Linked DNA regions of Homo sapiens: regions 1 and 3 are each linked to region 2. A link is a loop called in an ENCODE intact Hi-C map of the cell type or tissue named here. Cell type or tissue: heart right ventricle. All regions are shown on one strand.

The links. A loop is a pair of places that touch in the nucleus more often than their neighbours do. Peaks named below come from ENCODE experiments on the same cell type or tissue, not always from the same donor. Only the 100,000 strongest peaks of a DNase experiment are listed, where the experiment ranks them.
Region 1: it touches region 2 in a loop (4-fold over the local background); 13 of 110 quality-filtered maps call a loop at or near these places.
Region 3: a loop joins it to region 2, with 4 times the contacts of the local background. A loop is called at or near these places in 11 of 110 quality-filtered maps.

Annotation. Positions count from the first base shown.
Region 1 is chr9:117,779,373-117,787,372 of GRCh38, forward strand. All of the region lies in intron 2 of LOC105376244 (a long non-coding RNA gene), which reads left to right. Among named protein-coding and RNA genes, the nearest start is that of TLR4, 79 kb to the left of the region's middle. In heart right ventricle, CTCF peaks have their summits at 3,978 (motif pointing right) and 4,190; a DNase peak (open chromatin) is centred at 3,989; H3K4me3 peaks cover 1,126 bases; H3K27ac peaks cover 2,205 bases.
Region 2 is chr9:119,286,361-119,294,360 of GRCh38, forward strand. All of the region lies in intron 2 of BRINP1 (BMP/retinoic acid inducible neural specific 1), which reads right to left. Among named protein-coding and RNA genes, the nearest start is that of BRINP1, 79 kb to the right of the region's middle. In heart right ventricle, CTCF peaks have their summits at 3,604 (motif pointing left) and 3,804; a DNase peak (open chromatin) is centred at 3,612.
Region 3 is chr9:117,640,293-117,648,292 of GRCh38, forward strand. No RefSeq gene overlaps it. Among named protein-coding and RNA genes, the nearest start is that of TLR4, 60 kb to the right of the region's middle. In heart right ventricle, a CTCF peak has its summit at 4,546 (motif pointing right); a DNase peak (open chromatin) is centred at 4,569; H3K4me3 peaks cover 1,677 bases; H3K27ac peaks cover 1,231 bases; H3K27me3 peaks cover 2,370 bases.

The DNA of each region.
Region 1 (8,000 bases), 1.5 Mb before region 2:
CAAGTGGGGAGGGTGGGAAGGGCATCCTAGGTAAAAGGAACAACATTTATGTTGTAATGAAGCCAAGTTGAAAAGAAAGCCACGTGCAGGCAAGCAAAGCATGTTTGCCAGATCTGCAGTTATTCTAGGAGGCTCTTGTTTAATGTGTGCCTGATATTGTGGATTTAATCACTACCTCACAAATTATTCTTCAAGATTCAACTTGATCATTTAAACACAGACTCTAACAGAGTTTCTGACTCACACTAGGCACTAGAAAAATCTTATTTCTGAACTCTTTGCTGTTGCGTTTTCCCCCTTACCAGTCCCACAGTGCCTTGCAGAAAGTAGCCATTCAATGAAGTTACCTCCAATTTAATCCTATCCCTCTCCGCCCAGTCCCAGTTTAACTTCCTTTTCCACCTACAAAGACCCTGAGGGCCAGAAAGAGGGCAGCCTCTTCCCAAGGCCTCCTTGTCTTTTTCTGCTTGAGGAAATAGCTTGTGGTGTCTCCTTGGCTGTCTGTTTCTCCGCCTCTGGGGAATCTCCTCTCATGTAAATCCTGCAATTAGAGGCTCTCACCCCCACCACCAGAGCTACATCTGCCTCCCTAGATAGGCACCCACTTGATTAGGAAGAGATAATCACAGGGGCTGCTTCAGCCTACAGCTTGGTGAAGACAGGAAGAAATTCTGATTAAATTTGTGGTTTCAAGAGAAGGGCTCCCCCTCTCTCATCACATACCAGCTTCCTGTCTGCCTATACATTTGGACTCAAGGCGCAAAATTTTGATTCGTCATTTATTTTTTCAAAAACCATAGAAATTAGGCAATAAATAGGAATATACCTCTTTGGTAGATGAAGAATGTGAGCTGTGAGAGATGAAGCATTTGACTTAGGTCATAATGTTGATTGCCTAGCAGAGACTTTGGATTCGATCACTGATTAGTTTTATATCCTCCATAAGAGAAAGCAAGAGAAAGTAAGCAAAGCATTTTTTTCCCTTGAGATGATCTAATTTTGACTTCTGTATGGGTGTGTGTTTGTACTTATATATATTATTAATTCAAATTATATATTCAACTTAACTTTTAGAAACATTAGAAATATGTGCAGAATGTAAGAAATGCATAAAGTAGAGGAAAGCCTAAGGAAGAAGCCAAAGTCATTCATTATATCCAGAGATACTTCCTGGTTGATATATGACGTGTGTATGTGTCTATATAAAATGTCTACATAATCAGAATTATAATACACATGTGCACATATAGTTATTTTCTAACTACATTTTGTATTGTAAACATTTCCCCAGGTCATTAAATATTCTTCTAAAACACAATTTGGTTTGACTCCTTTAATGTTTTGATCTATATCCTGGATTGTCTCCTTTCTGTTCAATTCAAGGGAGAAAAAAGCAAATAAAAAAATAATGGATTAAGAGGAAGAAGCTCTGTGTTCTAGCCCTAGTTCTGCCACTTTCTCCCTTGAGTCTCTGTTTGTCCATCTGTGAAATGGGATAATAGTTATCCTTTTACCAGTCACACAATCTTATTTGCAGACTCAGGTAAAATCACAGCGATGGGTTTGCCCAGGAACGTGGGATTGCCTGGTGCTGTCTTTATTATGTTGCTGAGGATTCTTATTGCTTTTTTCATCAGCCCAAACACAAGAGCCTCCCAGGAGGTGGGTTTTTTCCTTTTTCTTGGCAGTGCTCACATGGGCAACACAGTTCATCGGAAGCACCTCTGCTCCAATCACCCTTCTGCATTGTCTGTCTTGATGAAAAATGACCTGTTATTATTTCTTACCTTTGGGTTTGGGAGGCCCCAAAGAAATCAGTAGCCACATAAAATCGCTGCTATTATTGTAACAGTATTTTCATTGATGGATTTAAGTGTGAGGTGTTTGCTATCGATTGTTAGCATCTGTCCTGGAGAGGCTGTGCTGCGGGGAGGCAGTGATAATGGTGGGAACGGGCACCTCCAGGAGCTGTGGCATGCTGAGTGGTTTTCCTGAAGCTGGGAAAAGTGTGTTTGCACTCCAGGGCGTCTTGCTTTGTAGGAGAAATGTACACCTACAAATGTGATTTCAAACATGTAACCCTTTAGAACAGATACTGCCTTCTTCCTGAATTTCTTTCTAATTTGAGAGATTTGACATTTTCATCCCCAATTTGATATTCGGCAGGCTCCTAATTCTTTATGTTTTAATATTTTTGGTCCTTTATAGGAATCAGCACTTAAAGGCAAAAAGTGAACAAATAATGAAGCTTCCGTTATGTCTTAAATGAGTCCTGTAATGTAATAAAATGCATTTTAATGTTTCCCCTTCCTTCCTTTCTTCCTGTCTTTTGTATTTTCTCTCTAGCTTCCATGTTTGAATTGTTTCTTCCCACTCTTTCTGCTTTCAGAAAATAAAAACAAAAACTTAGTGTCTACTGCATTGAAAACAAGGTGTTAAGCATTGTGAGAAATCAAATCTTGATGATGACATAATCTTTGCCTTCAGAGAAACCCACTAATGTACAATTTATGGACACAATTTATGAGAACAATATATGTTCTCATAAATTAAACAGCAGAACAAATTGGAAAGATGTCAGGGAAAGTAGTGAGTAACAGAGTGACAGAATCTTGATATGTTACAACTTAGAGAGACCCTAGAATATCATGAGATGACTCCATCATCACCTTTATGGAGAAACTCGAGCCCAGGGAAGTAAAGAGTTTAGTCCAAGGTCTCCTTATGACCTAACCTGTGCTTTTGATTTATATTCCTGATGGTTTTGCACCTGAAAGGCAGATTTAAACCTTGCTACTTACTGGCTATGAATGTACCTAACCTCTCTGAAGCTCAGTTTTTTAATCCAGAAAACAAGCCTTTGCAGGATGCTTGTGACAGTGGAATCATGTATGCAGTTCACCTGGCCTGGTAGTGTTTGGTACACACCATTTCATGCTACCCCTAAGCTGCATTCTCCTTTGGAGAGCCACAGGCACTAGCGTAAATCATATGCTTTCCATAAGCAAGCATACGCCCTCCCTCCTGTGAACCCAGACGGATGGAGATACACTTTGGGGATGTTGTCTGGGTATTTGTCTCAAATGCTAATGATAGCTCCCTTTGGCAGAAAAACAAACTCAGGCCAGTGGGGTTCTTAGAGTATTAGTCCTAGGAGCCAAAGAATCGATCCATCAACAGGACCTGCTGAGCAGGCACCTCATACGCAGAGCAGCTCAGGCACAGATGTCCGAAGCACTGCCCTCTCACAGGGAGCCCTGGAACCATAACTTCCAGAACTCCCTTCTCCAATCTAGAACTCGCCGCAGAGATTTCCAATACTCACCTCCTCCCCACTTCTAGTTCCCACCAGGTATAAATTTTAAAATCCTATACCTCAGAAAGAAAAAAAAAAAGCCAAATATTACACAAAACTGTGGAAGAAATCTAACTTTCTAGAACCCTGGAAAATGCTTTATTTTTACTTGTAAGAACTTTCTGTGCAAAGAGCTAACCACCCTGCCTATTCAGTTAAGGCTAATCACCTGCTTGTTAAATTATCTTAGGACAATGAGAGGAACATGTGGCAAGTCTCTCTGTGAAAAAACAAAAACAAAAAAAATTCCACTGATGAGTGGGTGAGGTTGTGCAACAGAAGCTGAGTCAGTGACACAGATCAAGATGCAGGAACCAGGAATTCAAGATGCAGGGAACCAGTCTATTCAAGAATAGACTGAGACACAGATGACAGCAGAGAGAACGAAGTCTAAAACTGAAACTGAAAGAGGAAAGAGGTGATGAGAAAGATGTTGAGACGAGGGTGTGGGGGAAAAGATACAAGTGGCACAGAAAGACGGTGAGAAAACACAGCCAGAGTATTAGATCACATAAGAGGAAAACATAATGAGAGGCGGAAGAACTAGCACAGACAACCAACACAGAGCCTGCAACCAGGGAAACCTGTGTTTCTTGCAGTTAGCAGCCAGCAGCCTGCAGTCAGCAGCAGGGGGCATCAGAACTCCACGGATAGTAAAAGATGCCAGGGAGCCAGTATAAGGAGAGAGGAAGTGAGAAAGAAATAAAGAGAGAAAGAAAAGGGATAAGAAACCTTCCTCTTAACTTTGAGATTAGAAGGAAGAGAGAGCCGCGCTATTCCTCGGGGTCCTGCATTTAGTGGTAAGCCAATTCCCCCAGACATCTTCCTGCTGACAGTGAAGGTATGTAAGTGGCTGTAGAAAGTAACACTGAAGGCTTTCTCAAAGAGACTGAGTCCAAGGGCGATGGCCTGGGCTTAAGCCAGCTGACTAACACTTAGGCATTCTGTTAGGCAGAACTCAGGTGCAAATAGCATATCTCCCTGAATGTAGTTTATCCAAGCATTTTCCTCTACTTCACCGCCTCCCAAAAAAGAATTATTAGGAGTATACTAGGATATTGCATAGATAAGGAAGTGATGGAAAAGTAAGCCTTGAGGAAAAAAGACCAAAGGATTTATGTTAAAAGACTTTTGTTTTTGTTTTTGTCCATTTCCCTCATCCATGCTCTGCCAGTCTTATTCTCCTAGCCCTCTCTATGCAGCAATCATTTCATTTGGTGTCACTTCCTCAATCATTTACCAGAGATCAAGAACTCACTTTCAATTTCAGTTTAAAACCAAAATCCAGATGAGGTTTCTGATTGGCTCAGCTTGGACCATGTGCTCACACCTTGGGTCAAAGTCACCGGAAGAGTGACATAGTCTGATTGGCCCAGTACTCTGAAGCCACACCCACACTTGTGCAGGCTTGGAGATTGGGGAGCAGCACACCTGAGGGTGTAAGGATCTGTTGTTGACTGAAGGAGATATTAGAATCATGATCCCTGAAGCCACACCAATTTAGGGCTACTAAGTTCATCTTGAATAAATGAGTTGCCTGAGTTGCTCTGAGCTTGTTTTTCTCTTCTATCGAAAGGCATTACTTACACCTGCTTTGTCCACCTCCAGGAGTTGTTATGGGGCTCTGATTAGAATATAGAGCAAATCACAGAGCCTCCTGCTAACAGGTGTGCAGACAAGCGCTAAGATGAAATGGGCCAAATACGAGAGTCAGGAAACTTGTGTGCTGGTTTTACCTGTGACATAAACCAGCAGTATGAATTTGGGTAAGTTCCTTATCTCTCTGGATTTAAATATCTTTAACTTAAAATTTGGGGATTTGACTGGGTCTGTTAATGTCTTTGTAGTCATTAGACCGCTTTAAGAGACTGAGGAAAGCTAGGTACTTTTACTGCCCTCCTCAATGTCCGGAAGTTCGTAATTTCCCTACAAGTCTACCTCCAGATATCAGGATAAGAACTCCTGGTTTAGATCATCTTCAAGGTGATATCCGACTCTTCAACTGATTGAAAAGAGGGGCTGCATTCTCAGTTGGAAAAGACAATTCTGTGTATCAAGCAGATGTGCGTCTTTCTTTGGTTTAAATCTCTTTCCCAGAAATATCATGCATGTTTCTCATTATCTCCTTCCTCTGGACTACTTCTCTTTTCTTCTTTTTTTCCCTCTACCACCTCATCATTCCTCCGCTACGGGTAGTCAAGTATGGATGTGATTGAAGTTGGGTTTCCATCTGTGTTAGCGGCAGGAAGTGTTACTATCATGGAAATAGTTGGGACATATATCATCTCTTATCTGCACCTCCAAGAACTTAAATGATTTCTTTCCCCCAACCAAAATAAATCAAAGGAGAGGAATCTTAATTATAGTCACCAGGTGGTGAATTTAATACATCCACATGAGTCTCTGTGCTGGCAGTGTTGTCAGATGAGCTTGTCTCTCCAGGCAGGAGGATAATGGGATTGTGAGAGTCTGGAGAGGAAGAACTCTGGGGATTATAACAGCAGCTCCCTGGTGGCAAGGAAACAGCCAGGCAAGTTCTGTTAAATATAAAGGCCAGGGAAACATTGCCTCATGTCAGGGTGTCAGGGTTGTCTCCACTCATGCTCTATCGTGAATGGTTTCAGCAAGGGATTCATAGGAGCTTCTCACATAGGCATTGCCCACCCAAGTCTGAGATGGGGGCTACACATCAATAATTTCCCCCCATCTATCAGTTTGAAGCAGTGGACAAAGCTCTAACTTGGACCACAGAGTGATCTGGACTTATATCTACTCTTACAGTTAATTGTTAAAGTTTTTCAATTGATGAATATTTATTGGATGCCTAGTACATGCTAGACACTGTTCTAAATAGCATGGATATATCAGCAAAATAATAGAGATTTAGAGATAAGTGAAACATACACTTAACCTATTACCTAGTAACAATTCTACTTCTAGGTGTTTATCTAATAAAAATGAAAATATATATTCACAAAAAGACTTGTGCACAATGTTCATAGTGGCTCTGTTTATAGTAGCCCCAACCTAGAAACAACCTAAATGTTCATCAACAGGTCAGTAGATTAATTGTGATATATTCATCACAATGGAATACTATTTACTAATAAAAAGAAACAAACAACTAATCATTAGAAGAATGTGAATGAATCTTGAAATTATATTCAATGAACGGAGCCAGACACAAAAAAATTACTTTTTGTATACTTCAGTTTTTATGAATTTGAGAAGAGGAAAACTAATCTATAGTTATAGAAAGCAGATCAATGTGTTGTGTAGGATGAGGAGTGGGCCTCAGAGAACTTTTGGGGGTGACCAAAAATATTCTATATCCGATCACAGTATATTTATTTTTCAAAACCTCATGAAAATATGCACTAAAATGAGTAAATGCATTATAATTTTATGTAAAGTATAATTTGGTAGAACTAGAAAAAAGGGGGAAATTTATTCCCAGTGCACATAAAGCTTACGTTCTAGGGTTGCCAAAAAATAAAACAAATTTAAAACATAATAGTGTAGCAGCTTGCAATATGATGAAAAACATTGTTTAAGGGCTTAGCGAATTGCAGGAGAGGCAGAGTTGCTTTTTATATTAGAGAAGGCCTCTCGGATAAGCTGACATTTGAGAAGGCCCCAGTGCATATCAGACGAAGAGAGGTGCAAGTGCAAAGACCCTGGGGCAGTGGCATATTTGTCCTAATCAAGGAAAGGTAAATAGGTTGGTATGGCCAAGTAGAGTGGGCAAAGTGAAACGCAGTGGGTATAACTGTTTTATGAATGAGAATGAAACTTTGAAAATCTAAGTAGCATGTAAGGTCAAACATCTAGGTATAAGATTCCTTAAATCTATCTGATCAGAAAACTATTACCCATCACACAATATTTTCTCTATCCACCCCTGCTCCCTGCTCATAGTCCAAACACGAAAGTGAAGCAGCAAGCAGCCCATGACAAATATGTGCACTGCCAGCTAATGAATATTGGAGAACATGACACGTTGGAGAGCCCAGTGGGTCTTGAAAGTCTGAGTTCCAGCAAATTCTCATGTCTGCATCGACTGCAGCAAGGTCAAAAGTTGGAAAGCAGGGATATTCGGTGAGTTCTGAGCCTCCAACACAGAGGCCAGGGGAATTCTTGCAGCTGGCCAAAAGTGAGAAGTTGCTCAGCTCAGATTTGGAGCTTTCTACTGCTTTTGTGGAGATGCCATTAGGCAAATGAGCAGGTCTGAGAGAGGCCGATAAGGCACAGGGGGAGAATGTGCTGGTCTTTCCAGAGAAGGTCATTTGAAGCAGCCACAGAATAATAAAGCTGCTGGCCTGAGATAGGAAGGGCCTTGAAAAATAACCAAATGAGGGCCTCTTCCCTAATTCCTTGGAGCTGAATTTTATCAGGAAGGCCACTTGTGCTTACAGAAAACTGTAATCACTCACGGTGGGACACAAATTCCCAGCGAGACTGCAGTTGCAGATCAGGTCTAAACGTTCAGGATCCTGTCTAAAGACATGTTTCTCACTGTGAGGCCTGCCTGTTCTGTCCTTACAGCTTCTTTAGAGTTTCCTAAGCATCTGAACCATCTGAAAATCGTGCTTGCCAAAGACTATTCCTTTCTCCCAGAAGGATTAAGCTTTGAATAATTCCTTGG
Region 2 (8,000 bases):
TAGCTGGGACTACAGGCGCCTGCCACCACGCCCAGCTAATTCTTTTTGTATTTTTAGTAGAGATGGGGTTTCACCATGTTAGCCAGGATGGTCTCCATCTCCTGACCTTGCGATCCGCCCACCTCGGCCTCCCAAAGTGATGGGATTAAAGGCGTGAGCCACTGCGCCCGGCCATCGCCATCATCATTTTTAACAGAGTAACAAATTTAACATGTGTCTACTGGGTAGTGCAAAAATGTAGAAAAAAGATTCAGCGTTTTCATATATGAAATTTTGATGTAGCTGTGTAGACATAGCTGTGTAGACAAGATAATTGACAATATAAGTCTCTAATTTTAAATGTCAAAAGAATGCCACTTGGTATTTTGAAAGTTCAGAGACAGTCATGCCTGCTATACAAGGTCATGCACAAGAGGACGGGGGAACTCACCAGACAGAGTGTTCTACCCTTGTGCCTGTCATTAATTCATCCACGATTTTGGTCAAGACGCCTATCCACTCTGACTTCGGTTATTCAATAAAAAATGATAAGCAACTGCTAGATAGACTTTAAATGTTTTTCTAGACCTAAAGATCCTTGGAACACTTGAATTGCACAACATGTGGTTGGCTGCGTTTGTATTTTCCAAATCACCAAATAGTCTAGTTAATTTCACCTTGAGGAATCAAAGGTAGAGAGAAATTTGAGATAGAAGGAAAGAAAAAAAAAAAAAACAGACCTTAGAGATCTCATCTGATTTATCTCTTCTCTAAGGGTATCCCATCTTGGATTATCCCAAACACTTAGTTTACAGGATATGCAGCACTTTTATTTTAAATAATTCACATGGTGCTTTAAGCTCTCCTTTTTTATCATAAGAGAGACCTGGTTCCAAGGAACAGTTCTTGAATAACTTCTTAAATATATCATTGCAAGATGAAATTTCCTCATTATCTCTGCTTCGAGATGGTTCACATTTTTAACTTTTATTTCACATACTCTCCTGGGAGTAGACAGTTTTAAGTTTGAATCCCAGTGCTTCTCATATTGTCTGTGTTATCTGGGACAAGTTTATTAACTTCTCTGAACCACAAACACCTCATCAGTAGGAACAGTATAATCACATGTCTACACTAGAGTACTTATGATAACTCAATTGGTGAGATACATCAGAATACAGAGTCTACTACACTGGGCTTGTTCCCCGATGAACAAGGAAACAAACACAGAAATAAGACAATATAAAGGACCTACGGAATAAAGATTTCAAAGGCTTTCAGGTTCATGGAAGTAACAGTCAAGTGCAAATGTAGCTACAACGCCATCTGAGTGGTCAAGCCTGACAGCATTCATATCTGAAGGTAGCAGCCCTCACACAGATCCAGCCCATTGTTTATCTGCACAAATGATGGCAAAGGTTTATCAGACATAATTTTTTCAATTAAAAAACCTCAGATATCTGGATTTTTTTCTTGAAATATCCTTTTCTGAAAAATTAAAGACCTGGGTGGGAGGAGGTAGAGGATCAGAAAAAAGTATCTAACGGGTACTAGGCTTAATACCTGGATGATGAAATAATCTATACAACAAACCCCCATGTAACACGTTTATCTATGTAACAAACCTGCACATGTACCACTGAACTTAAAAGTTAAAAAAAAAGAAAAACCACAAGTCAGAGACCCACAGTTACTTTTAAAAACTTTTTGTGGGTCAAGCAAAATCATGCCTTTGGAGGAAGGTTTAGATATTATATTACAGGATGGGAACAGATGGGTAGGAGGCTGTTAAATGTCTGGTTTATTTGCATGCAAAAGGATTCCTTCCCATTGTCCTTCTTTTTTCTCCCTTCACCTGAAGAGATTCATTTAAGGAGGACATATAACTTCAACCTCACAGTAGCTTTCTGTAAATAATTCACTGTGAATGATGTTGTTAGTATGTGACTCTTGAAAGCCAAATATATAAATGGCAATAGTCACAACTAGGTACTTATTTTTTCTTTTTAAATTTTTTTTAACCATATCCTAAACATAGGTTTATGATGTAATGTATGCAAAATACAATGCTGGGTGATTTGGGGAGACAATGGATGACTAGACCTGGGCCTTGACCTCAGTAGCCAACAGACTCCTTGTGGTAATGAGAAAGAGTGGGAAAGAGTAGCAAAAACACAATACAGAAAGCAAAATGAGGTCTTTTCATCAGTCAATGAATTGATAAACCACCACTGGAAGCAATGGGCTTTGCTAAATCTTAAAAAAGGGCCACACGATTTAGGGGTGATATTTTTAGCAAGAGGTGGGAAAATGCTTCTTACTCAACCTCATAGCCTTAGGATATAGCAGAGTGAATGGCACATAGTAGGTGCTCACTAAAAATATCTGAATTAAATGAAAATAGGTGAATGCACCAAAGGAGAGGTTTTGTTTGTTTGTTTGTTTTTTGTTTTGTTTTGTTTTTTTTTTTAGATGGAGTTTCACTCTTGTTGCCCAGGCTGGAGTGTGATGAATGGCACAATCTTGGCTCACTGCAACCTCTGCCTCCCAGGTTCAAGCTATTCTATTCTCCTGCCTCAGCCTCCCAAGTAGCTGGGATTACAGGCATGTGCCGCCACACCTGGCTAATTTTTTATATTTAGTAGAGATGGGGTTTCACCATGTTGGTCAGGCTGATCTCGAACTCCTGACCTCAAGTGATCCACCCGCCTCGGCCTCCCAAAGTGCTGGGGTTACAGGCGTGAGCCACCACACCCGGCCCATTTAAGCCAATTCTTGAAGTCTGAGAATGTGGTTTTAAAAAGCAGAGCACGGAGATCAAGGAGAAAGAGCATTCTAAAGCAAAAGAACAGAATGAGAAAAATCACAGAGGCAGGGCAATGTGAATGAAATTCTGGAATTAAGAAGTAATTGGGTGTGGCCTTGCCAACATAAAGAAATGCAATACTCAGAAAATGACTGGAATACTAAGCTAGAGGATTGGTATTCTCTACCTGTAAGACGATGAAGAACTGGTATTCTCTACCAATGAAGACGATGGAGAAGAGGCAAAGCATGGTCTCATTTTTATTTTAGGAGATCAGTTAACTCTGGCTGTTCCGTGAAAGGAGGAGGCCTGATTAGGAAACTATTGCAATTATGGGACTGAAAGAAGCTGATGGCATGAGTTAGAGGTAGAAAATGAGAAGAAGGTAGGAAAGGTAAATTAGAAGCAATAGGGTTGATGACTCACTTGATATGCAGAAAGTGAGAAAACACATGTCTAAGATTCTTCTATTAATCTGAGAAATATCCCAAAGGATATAACCTCACACAGAACCCCAGCTACCACAGATAGCATTTTAAGCATACTGCCTGTCCCACCAGTTACTCATTCTAAGTTCTCCTCAACTCAGAAACCTAGAAGAACCCATGCATTGGTTAATAACTCATTGACCTAAGTCAGAAGGCTATGGTGTTTTGATTCTGAACTGATCACATGGATTGATACAATCCTGTCATCTTAAACCTCTTGAACATGATAATTTCTCGGAAGATGCACGACAGTCCCTAGTCCGAGTCATTATTATCTCTTGACTGGGCCAGTCTGAAAACTTACTGATTGGTCCAAGCTTACACTCTTGCTCCCCCTACTGGCTGATTCACCTGCAGTGATCCTTCAATAATTAAATCAGGAACTGGTCAAGTCTGCAGGATGAAATGCTCAAGCAAAACTTTCCATGGTAAGTAATGATAAATAATGAATACATTCAAAAGAACAACAACAATAATTTAAAGACCATGGAAAGAACCTAAAGCAGACAGAAGCCATAGGAGAGTTTATTCTTGAAAAACTGCAACTGAAAAAGGTTAAGAATTGCATGTCTATGGCTGCCTGACCTAAGGGTGCTCCCCAACCCTAAGGCAATAAACAGTGGTGAATTATGCAACCTTTCACAGGCTCAGAGCAGTGGAGAACAGGGGTCAGGAACAGACAGACATAGAGTCTGAAACATGGTAAACATTCAATAAATATTACTGGTTACTATAAAATTATTATTATTATTCTTGAGTGAACAAGAAAAATCATGAAGAATAGTGTAGTGGCTAATCTTCTGGTTTAGTCCCCTGACCAATGATTGTGCCATTACTGGGGCCAGAGAACTCAGAAAGAGAAACAAACTGGTAGGGAAGGAGAATCAGGATTCTGAGCTTTCATTAAAAAGTCTAATGGAAATGCATTTGGCAGTTAGGTGCAAAAATTCTGGAGTTTGAAGGAGAGATGAAAACTGAATATGGATATTTGGGAGTTGTTGGAATGTAGGTGATAATGGAAGAGGAGGGAGCAAGTGTGATTACCCAGGGAAAATGGAGGGAAGGGCAGCAGCATTTGATTGATATCTGGAAGAGAATCCCATATGGAAGACTTCAATAAAACATCTAGAAACAGTCACAGTGCATTATTAATCAGACTATAGGGCCTCCATTCATAGAACAGATGCCATATAAAAATTAGAAAAAGCACTGGGTGCAGTGGCTCACGCCTGTAATCCCAGCACTTTGGGAGGCCGAGGCGGGCAGATCACCTGAGGTCAGGAGTTTGAGACCATCCTGGCCAACATGGTGAAACTCCGTCTCTACCAAAAATACAAAAATTAGCTGGGCATGGTGGCAGGCACCTGTAATCCCAGCTACTTCGGAGGCTGAGGCAGGAGAAGCGCTTGAACCTGGGAGGCAGAGGTTGCAGTGAGCCGAGATCGCGCCACTGCACTCCAGCCAGGGCGACAAGAATGAACTCCATCTCAAAAAAAAAAAAAAAAAATTAGAAAAAGTTGCTCCCTCTAGGCAGACAAATTTCAGAAACAGTGCTCCTTTCAGATAGAATTATGCATCCCCATGCCAGGATAGAGCCTCCATTGTTCTTCTCCATCAAGATTCCGTTGTGCAGTAGACAAACTGTGCAACTATATTTGGCTACCCAGAAAACTAACTTTACGTGGTGAAGGGTATCTGACAAGGTCACTGAAGCCAATTTCACACTTGTGCTTACATTCTTTCTTGGGTCAGACTATGCTAATTAGAATCCCTTTGGTGACAGGACAGTGACTGCCCACTCAGTTCTATCCAGGTGTTCTCTCTGTCTTCTGACAAATCTGACTATTAAATACCTTTTCTTACTTTGAAGACTGTCTTCCAGTAACCACCACCAATTTTCTCTCTGGAGCCAGCTAATTAGAAACTTTCTGTTTCCCAGTACAGGTTCTGTACATATGTTTACAAGCTTCCTGTACATAATAGATACTGGTCCAGTGTCAGTGGCTACTTTTTCTAGTTCTCTTTGAGAAATAAGCTCCCAAGTTACTGCTGAAAATCCAGCATCCAGTTGCAGATGGATGAGGAAGCAGATGAGACGTCTGAGGATGTCTTTCACACAGCCTTGTCTCCCAGAAGTAGGTGGGTGGTACTCAGCAAAAGAATAGGATTCAAAAAAAGCAGAGAATTATAGAGTAGGCTGAAATAGAACAGCATAATAGGTACAGCCATGACCTTCTCTCTAACATCCTCCATTAGCAATAGACAAAAGAATCTCTACCCTGAAGCATGGTGAGTTGGTTGTTTTTAATAATACAACATCAGTCTTCTAATTTTAAGAAAACAATCTTAGAAAAAAAATACTTTATTCCCGGAGTCAGAAAATGACACTCAATGAGAGTTAATTTTCTGAAATCTTTGAGAAGGCAAAGAATTCACAGAACCACAGCATGTAAGAGCTAGAAAGAAGCTCAGAAAATGTTCAGCCCTAATATCTATTTTAGAGATGGGAAAGCAAAGGCCCACAAAGGTCACTGGACTTGACCAAGTCCACTTAACAAATGAGATATAAAGCTAGAACTAGAGCTGAGGTGTCATAAGATCCATTCCATGTTTTTCTACCCAGTGTTCTCATACTAACCTCTGCTCAAGTTGACTGCTTAAACGGAGAAGAAAAATATAATGGACGTAGGATAGACACAAAACAGAAATAATGACATAAGCTATATGTACTTTTATTATAGCTTTAGAGCATTATCTTATCGCCATTCACTTGTCTGTCACTAACACCATACAATTAGCACCTTCAGCTAGGACATTATGTTACTATTCATATTTATATTAAATAGTAGAGTGGTTGGTACAAAATACAGGTTGAATATCTACATAATAAAGGAATATGTAAACGAATGAATGAAAACAAATAGGGACTAAGATAGTGTCCTTCATCTATCGCTTAATTAGGTTCAGCCTTTCATAGACTCTGCCAATGCAGAGACTATGAAAGTCCAACTTCTAGTATGAAAAGTATGTGAATTGGTGTCTTTCATACAATAAGTGAAGTCCCAGGCAAACAGTACTTATCATATGAACTGATACCAGAGGTGATGGACAAAAGTCTTACCCTCAAAGGTCTGCAAGATGTACACTCAATGATGAGGGTTTTTTGTTGCTGTTATTGTTGCTGCTTGTATGTTTGTATTTTACAGCGGTGACTAGATGAAAGATCAGATGTTTAGATAAGGTCAAGAACCACAGGAATGGGAGTTTAGAACCAAGGTTACTAGCAAGAGTTTTCCCTGAGAAGATTACAGTGTATTTATTGATTTAGTCGTAGTTTCCACAAAGACCTGTTGAATGGCTACTATATATCGGGCACTTTTTCTGTCTGAGTACATAACAGTGATCAAAATGAACAAAAATCCATGCCTCAATAGAATGTACATTCTGGACTGAAGTTTCCTAAAAGGTGATATGGCTTCTTATGAAAGCCCACATTGTGTGGTATAAATGATCAGTAAATTGAGAAAATAAATTCTTCCCAAGAATATGACATGTTATAAGAATTCTCGGCGGGAAAAGGTGCTAAAATATATGTACTAAGATTATGTTCTGCTCCAAGAATTAGTAAATGGAAAAATCTAGGTTTCTTTTTCCTTTTTTTTTTCTGCAAGCTAAATATTTCTCATTCTCTCTTCTTGTAAATGTCACCTCTAGAATCTTTATGTATGGATAAGGATTATCCTTACGCATGAATAAGGTGAGATATATTTGCATATTAGCAAGACTCTTCTCCATTCTCCTTTGAAAAGTGTTGCAAAAGCACCAGCGATGTACCTAAACTGAGAACCAGTGATAATAAGGGACCCATGAAACAGAAAGGTAGTTGTAGAAAGTTAAAATGAGTAATGAAAGTCACATCAGAAGACTTAGATAGATGCCAATGCTTCATCACTTACCAGGTATATCACACTGGATAAATAATTTATTCACTCAAAGCCTTTGCTACGTCATCTGTAAAATGAGATATTATTACTACCTCATATGAGACATTGTTTTGTGAATTTTAAAGCATTGCATATAGATAGTATATTTGAATAGGAGGTAGAAGAGTGAGAAGAGAAAAGAAAAAAAAGAAAACGAAGAAGATGGAAAAATAAGAGCTATGGAGTATTGTAAATGGAAACTAAAAGCTTTTCCTCTAAGATTCAGTACAAGGCTAGGATGCCCACTCACCACTTCTATTCAGCATAGTATTGGAAGTCTTAGCTGAGTAATTAGACAAGAAAAATTAAATACATAAAAGTAATAAAAGTAATTCAAATAAAAAAAGAAGTAAAATTATCTCTGTTTGCAGATGATATGATGATCATATAGAAAATCCTAAAGACTCAGTAACAACAAAAATGGTACAACTTATAAATAAATTTAATGAAGTTGAAGATACAAAATAAACATACAGAAATCTGTGAACTATCCAAAAATAATGCTAACAATGAAATATCTTAAAAATTATAAAAACAACCCCATTTACAATAGTAAGAAAAAGTATAAAACACTTAGGGATACAGTTAAGAAGTAAAAGACATATATTCTGAAAATTATAAAACGTTGATGAGGCTGGGCACGGTGGCTCATGCCTGTAATCCCAGCACTTTGGGAGGCCGAGGCGGATGAATCATCTGAGGTCAGGGGTTTGAGACCAGCCTGGCCAATATAGTGAAACCCTC
Region 3 (8,000 bases), 1.6 Mb before region 2:
AGTCACATGATGCCTAAGGTCTATTTTAACTTTGTTAAATGATTTTATATTTAATTGTGATGGTTCTAGAAACTAGCTTTTATCCAACTAAAAGTCATCAGAAGCCTATGATATCGTGGGCATCCCTTTATTCATCATGTGAGCAAGATATGTTTTCTAGAGTTTTGTGCTCACAACCTGGTGGAGGTGATAGACAGACAAGTAACTGAACAGATGTCTAGTTTTTATGTATTTTAAAATATTTTAGAAGAACATAGGAGGCAGAAGGTAATGTCCATTAGGGATAAAGGTGGTGCTAGCAAAAGACAAATCTGGAATCCTTGTGGACAATATGTATTTTGAGTAGATTTCAAGGTGGAAGGAATGAAAAAGGCATTTTCAACATTAAAAACCACTTAAACAGAGGCATCAAGGCACAGAGAGAGTTGTGTGTGGGAGAATGTCAATTTCTTGAAGGTCGAGAGTAAGTTTCTGTTCTGGATGCCTTAGTGGATGAGCAGTTGCTTAATTGGAATGCTTTCCATGTATTGATTGATTGAAAAATAAAAAAGATCACTCACAAAAAAGTAACTATGGGAGATGACAGATATGGTAATTTGCCTCACACTAGTAACCAACTTACTTTCTATATGTATCCTATAACATTTTGTTGCAAACCTCAAGTAAACACAATAAAATTTAATTTTTTTAAACCCCAAGGAAAAAAGGAAATGATGCTTATCTTTAGGAAGCTTACAACTGAACAGGAAAGCGGAGAAATATTTGGATATCAGAAAATGTGGGTTCCAGTTCTGACCCTAACTGCAACTTTGAGAAGTCACTCTCCCAAAAGCCAAGTTTCAAAGGTTAGAAAATGGCTTTATCTTAAGTGCTGACCCTGATGAGTCTGGAGCAGTGTGCTGAAAATATGCCTCAAAGACACAAATGGCATTGCTATTTTCCTGCTAAATGAATTAGCAAAGTCTGCTATGGGAGGGGCTGGGAGAATGGCAATACCAGTGCCATATATTGTCATCCCCACACAAGTCCATTTCCAAGGTCCCTGTGAACTCTATGTTCCAATGATTCTTTCAATAACCCTATGCTATCTATATTGTAACCTCAAAAGACAGCAGGTGGAGGAAATAAGATAATTTATCCTATGTCCACAGGATACACACACTATTGGAAACAAGAAAGGAAAACTCCTGACTACTCTCTTTTATTTTCAGATAACATTTTGAAAAATTCTTGGGCTCAGCATCCTTGGTTCCTGGCCATCAGCCCTGGTAAAATCAGTCCCTTCTGGTCCATTACAAATTAAATAATCATAGCTCTATTCATCAGGAAAATATATGCAGAAAGGCTTCATACTCCATCAATTAGTATGAAGGCTTCGAGCCTTTCATTGACTAACTCTGAGCACTTCATGGTGACTATTTCGCTCGTACATCCACGGGAGTAGGCAGAGACTGCCTGCTATTGCCTGGCTCGGTGCTTCCGTGTAATGATTCTTCAAGTGCCTGCATTGGGAGTATACATCTGCCTGGCCACATTCCTGGCATATGCCTTGCCCAGGTCCTTTTAATCACACTATTCCAAGCAGCCACTACCAATGAAGTAGTACTGTGTCCGGAATTGGTGGGTTCTTGGTCTCACTGACTTCAAGAATGAAGCCACGGACCCTTGCGGTGACTGTTGCAGTTCTTAAAGGCGGCGTGTCCGGAGTTTGTTCCTTCTGATGTTCGGATGTGTTTGGAGTTTCTTCCTTCTGGTGGGGTTCGTAGTCTCGCTGGCTCAGGAGTGAAGCTGCGGACCTTCGCAGTGAGTGTTACAGCTCTTAAGGCTGTGCGTCTGGAGTTGTTCCTTCCTCCCGGTGGGTTAGTGGTCTCGCTGGCTTCAGGAGTGAAGCTGCAGACCTTGCGGTGAGTGTTACAGCTCATAAAGGCAGTGTGGACCCAAAGAGTGAGCAGCAGCAAGATTTATTGCAAAGAGCAAAAGAACAAAGCTTCTACAGCGTGGAAGGCGACCTGAGCCGGTTACCACTGCTGGCTAGGGCAGCCTGCTTTTATTCTCTTATCTGGCCCCACCCACATCCTGCTGTTTAGTAGAGCCCAGTGGTCTGTTTTGACAGGGCACTGATTGGTGCATTTACAATCCCTGAGCTAGACACAAAGGTTCTCCACCTCCTCACCAGATTAGCTAGATGCAGAGTGTGGAAACAAAGGTTCTCCAAGTCCCCATCAGAGTAGCTAGATACAGAGTGTGGATTGGTGCATTCACAAACCCTGAGCTAGACACAGGGTGCTGATTGGTGTGTTTACAAACCTTGAGCTAGATACAGAGTGCCGATTGGTTTATTTACACTCCCTTAGCTAGACGTAAAGGTTCTCTACGTCCCCACCAATCTCAGAAGCCCAGCTGGCTTCACCCAGTGGATCCCGCACCGGGGCTGCAGGTGGAGCTGTCTGCCAGTCCCGCGACTTGCGCCCGCACTCCTCAGCCCTTGGGTGGTCGATGGGAGTGGGCGCCTTGGAGCAGGGGGTGGCGCTCGTCAGGGAGGCTTGGGCCGCACAGGAGCCCACGGAGGGGCGGGGGGGAGGAGGCTCAGACATGGCCGGCTGCAGGTCCGGAGCCCTGCCCCGCGGGAAGGTGGCTAAGGCCTGGCGAGAAATTGAGCACAGCAGCTGCTGGCCCAGGTGCTAAGCCCCTCACTGCCCGGGCCGGCGGGGCCGGCCGGCCGCTCCGAGTGCGGGGTACGCCGAGCCCACGCCTACCCGGAATTCACGCTGGCCCGCAAGCACCGCGCCCAGCCCCGGTTCCCGCCCGCGCCTCTCCCTCCACATCTCCTCGCAAGCTGAGGGAGCCGGCTCCAGCCTTGGCCAGCCCAGAAAAGGGCTTCCACAGTGCAGCGGCGGGCCGAAGGGCTCCTCAAGTGCCGCCAAAGTGGGAGCCCAGGCAGAGGAGGCGCCGAGAGCGAGCAAGGGCTGTGAGGACTGCCAGCACTCTGTCACCTCTCAGTACTAGGTACTAAATCTGTTAATATTTGTAGAAGAGAGAGTGTTCATAGGACATTGTACCGAACAACTTGTTAAGCAGATATAACATGCCTGACCCACTGCGAGGCATAGGAAGAGGTCTCCAGAAACACAAGGTGGACTTTCTTCCTTTCTGTGCTGTCTGTGAAAATAAGCAGTTGGGCTGGACTGTGTCTATCAGTGAAATACAATATGAGGAACAGAAGTGTTCCGCTTGGGTTTCCGGTTATAGGAGCATGGTGATTTTTCAGGTGATACTCATTTAGATTACAACTTGATAGCGGCTTCTTCTGAAACCAGGTGAAGAATTCGTGGCTAATATTGCCACAATTTGTTGTTTACTGTTCCTATCTGCTTTGTAACACCTGCACTATGCTGTCCTTCTTGCATCTCAAACAACATCCTCTCCTTTATCTAGAGCCAGATTTGTTTGGCTGTTAATGTGATTTGCCTCTAAGAAACATTCTCTGAAAAGTCCAGAACAGCCTATGTTTAACCTTAGTAGCCTTTGATACGTCTTTTTGCAGCATGCTTATGTCAGGACATAAAAAGTCTGAATGTGAATTACGAATGGAGTTGTGTGCCATTTGTCGTTCACAACTGCTCTGTGGTCAATTTGTTTTCTTATTGACTTTTTTTTCTGTTCTCATCTGTTATTTTCCAGATATTTATTGGGTACCTAATACTGTGTATTATTACCTTGGAATAAGTGGAAAAAGAATATAACTATAGTGCATCTTGTCTCTTAAAGCAGAGTCAAAATTCCTCTAGTAAAAGTCAGTTTTGTTTAGGCTTACCTCGTCATCTACCTGAATGGACCTTAGTGATTTGTTTAATTCAATCCTCTCTTTATATAGTTGAGAAAACTAAGGCTCCTAGAGGAAAAAGTGACTGACTCAAGGGTACGCAGCTCCCATGGGTGTAACCTAATTCTGATTCCTACTCCAGGGTTTCTTACCTATATGCTGCACAGTGCCCAACACTGTGCAGAAAAGAGGAAGGAAGAGGTCATCAGGGCAAGTTAAGCAGGGTAGCTAAGAAATTAGTGAGTCATTTATTTGCTGTATTTTCTCCATTCAATATATACTTTTTAAAGACTCGTTACTATTTGTGAGGTGTGAAAAAAACAGTCTCTGCCATCTGCCAGTTCACTTCCTGGTAGGGGAGAGAAATCCACACACATTTAATTTGCATACAGTTTAGAATTTTGGTAAGTGCTACGATCACAATAAATAAAATGAAACGTGTTTGAAGGTCAGAGATTAATTGTGTTTGGTCCTATGAGCAAGTTTCTTACATTTTAGAACTTAGAGTACACGAGGGAAGAGGCATTCCATGAAAAGGGGCTAGCGGAGGAACATAAGTGTAAAAGGCCTCCAAATATAGTTTGCAGCATATACCAGCAGCAAAGACAGGAAAGTACCCCACTTAGGATCTGCTGGAGGTTAATCCTGATCTTACGCCACTTCCCATTTAAGGTTTCATTGGTTTTCACGTAAGTGTGCATGGATGCAGTGTTAGCTCTGGCCACATGATGGCGGTGCAGGGCCACAAAAGGGTCGCAAAGCCTCTGAACTAATTTTGAAGGTTGTGTTTGTAAAAAATGCCGGGAAGGAAGAAGGGTGCCCCAGACCAGGGGTCAGAGCGGCTTGGAGGGGCTTCTGGGAGAAGACAGCAGCCCTCAGATCTGGAGAGGCGGGTGCCATTATTCTGAACCTCTGGTCTGTTCAGAAACTCCGGAAATAATTTAGATGTTACATAACCTGTAGCCAGTGAAGAAAGCAGCCCTTTTGAATAGTACCCATTTAAAAAAATAAGAAGGCTTATAATACCCCACCTCCCAGTTTCCCTGAATGCTTTCCTTCTCTGTCAGGGTTGTGCCTGTGGTGCCTTGTTGCCACTTTGGTTGAGTAAAATGAGAGGTAGTTATCCAATGTGTTGGGAAAAGGAATAAATTGTTTCTTAATTACAGTACCCCTCAGACAGTATACGGAGAGGGAAAGGACACTAGTCCAAAACCCTTTGATCTGGGCTTGCCTTGCTCAGGCCACTTGCTTGGTTTTTCTCATCTCTTGAGTATATGGCGTGGGGGGTGGTTTTGTGTGTGTGTGTGTGTGTGTAATGGTGTGTGGTTGTGCGATTGCACCTATGTGTAGTGGAGGGAATAGAGATACATGTGGTGGTGCTGGCACAGGCCATAGCTAAGGGCATTTTTGGCTCTGTGTAGAGTCTGGGATAGAGAAAGAGGAAGAGAGTGAGAGAGAGAGAGAGAGAGAGACAGAGACAGAGAAAGAGGGAATGAATTCCCAGAAGATTCCTGGGGTTAAGGAAATGATTTGATTAAAATCTCTGGCAAAGAGTGAGTTTTGAAATCGATTATTTAACCCATGTTCTTCCCTGACTTCTCACTTTTCAGTCCACCCCTGCATGCTGTCTGTGCCTGTCTTGTTCTTTCTGTCTTGGCAGCCACTCCTGTCTCCTCTCTTTCAATCTCTATTACCCTCAGTTTCCATCCTCTTTTCTGTTGCTTTCAAATAAAAGCTTTGTGGGAGAGAAAGAGGGCCTAGGGTCAGACTATACAGTGCCCCCAAGAAAAGGAAGAAAAGAATGATGGAAGAATCCCTGCTGTCTGTGTGGCTGGGGGTGGTGGGGGAAGCAATGTTGGAAGAGAGGGATGATAAATAGATAAGCCCCCACGTTGAGGAGGCTGCTGTCCAGGAGAAATCCTGCTTCAGAAGAGGAGGAAACAAATAAAGACAAATGTCCAGGAGCTGGAAATGGGTGGAGTTGATGAGATGGGGTGTTTGTTTGCGTGTGGAAATTGTAGCTTCTCTCTCTTTTCATTCTACAAAGACAGAACTTCTCAATTTTTAAGTCACAATACATTTCCAGAAATCATTTATTTCTAAACATTACCAGTCAAATCCCCCATTCCTTTCTGCTTTTAGAATTTGAGTGAGATTGATTTGTGTTTTTAATTTTAAAGGGCAGAAAAACAGGCTGTTCAAGTGTTCCGCTGGCATGGGAATTCCGGGCATGGTCTTTGTCCTCCTCCCTTCATTCTTTCCCACTCCCTCTTTTCTGCCCCCTCATCCACACCAGGGAGGGTCCCCAGGATGCCAAGATAATAATTTTGATTTGGTTTTATTTTTATATTTATAATGCAACGTAAATTTTTTTCCAGAATTGATATTTGTAAAGACCATTTTCAAATATACACAAGTCAGAGAGGCAGCGTGGGTGGGATTTGAGAAAGAATGTGTTGTTTTTCTCTGTTATCATTATTATTTACTAACCTTTTATTCAAGCACTGTAATGGAAGATCGACAAAACAACTCTCATCCCATAATCAATTATAGCTGGAAGACAATAAATAGCTATTCAACGTTTCTTTCATGTTCTGGAAAAAATGGATATATTGACTGCCTTTAAAGTTGGGGCCCTTCCATAGACGCTGGGTGGGCTGTTGTAATTGGCTCTTCTAATCCCATAATCTTTATGAGCTTGGCATAGATGAACATAACAAAAATCATGATAAAAACAATAATTTACTTTGGTGTTAGCTGTTAGAGTTTGTAAAACAATGGCATAGGCATTATGAAATTGAATTATTTCAACTGCCCTGTGAGATAGTAATTATTTTCCCCATTTTGTCAATGAGGCAACTGTGATTCAGCCAGACTGAACTTGGGCCAGCATTCCCCTCACTACATCCAAGCAGCAGCAGCCTAACGCATCCTCTTTCTGCAGATGTACAGACCAAGTCTAAATGAGGTGGCACACATTCAACGAGGGTAAGGTAGGATGGGTACAAAATGCCCACAGATGCCCCAGGAAGCAGACCAAGAGCAGGGAAGTCATTTGGAAACAGACCTTCTTTCAAGTTCTGACTTCACTCTTACTAGATCAAAAGCTGTGGACATAAGACATGACTTTTTCAAACTTTAGTTTTTTCAACTATACAATGAGGATAAATGTGCCTGCCTTTTGAGAAGATTAAATGAGATGAAATTAAATGAAATGAAATGATGTAAAGTGTTTAGTATGGATTCCACACATGCTGGTTGTTATTATGCCACATACCGTCTACATGAACCATCCATTCCGAGACCTCTTATTTTATTTTTTTATTTTTTTATTTCTTTTTTGAGACGGAGTCTCACTTTGCCTTGTCACCCAGACTGGAGTGCAGTGGTGCAATCTCGGTTCACTGCACCCTCCACCTCCCCAGGTTCAAGCGATTCTCCTGCCTCGGCCTCCTGAGTAGCTGGGATTACAGGCACATGCCACCATGCCTGGCTAATTTTTGTATTTTCTAGTAGAGATGGGGTTTTGTCATGTTGGCCAGACTGGTCTCAAATTCCTGACCTCGGTGATCCACCCACCTTGGCCTTGCAAAGTGCTGAGATTACAGGCATGAGACACCATGCCCAGCCTCCTAGACCTTCTTTCAACCAATATCAGACACAAGGGAGAGAGAAACTGTATTATTTATCTATTGCTGCATAACAAATTATCTCAAAATGTAGCAACTTAAAACCATGATAAACTCTGCCACCTTTCATAGTTATGTGAATCAGAATTTAAGGAGAGGCTTATGGGTGATCATGGCTCAGCATCTCTCAGGAGGTGGTAGCCAAAATGTTGGCCTGGGCCATAGTCATCTAAGGGCTCACCTGTGGTTGGGGTATCTGTCTCCCAGGTGGCTCAACTGTCAGGTCCATGATGACTGCTGTGAATGGCCCCAGTTCCTGGTCATCTGGATTTCTCCATAGGGCTGTTTGCTGAATTCCTTCACAGTATGGTGGCTGGCTCCTTACAAAAAGAGCCATCCAAGAGAGCAAGATGGAACCTGCAGTGTTGTTTATGGCTTATCTTAAAAGTCAAACCACCATCTTCACAACATCTTACAGGTGACATTGGTCAGCTCTACCCAGTATGGAAGTAGTCTGCACAGGGGCACACTATCAATCAAGTAGAATA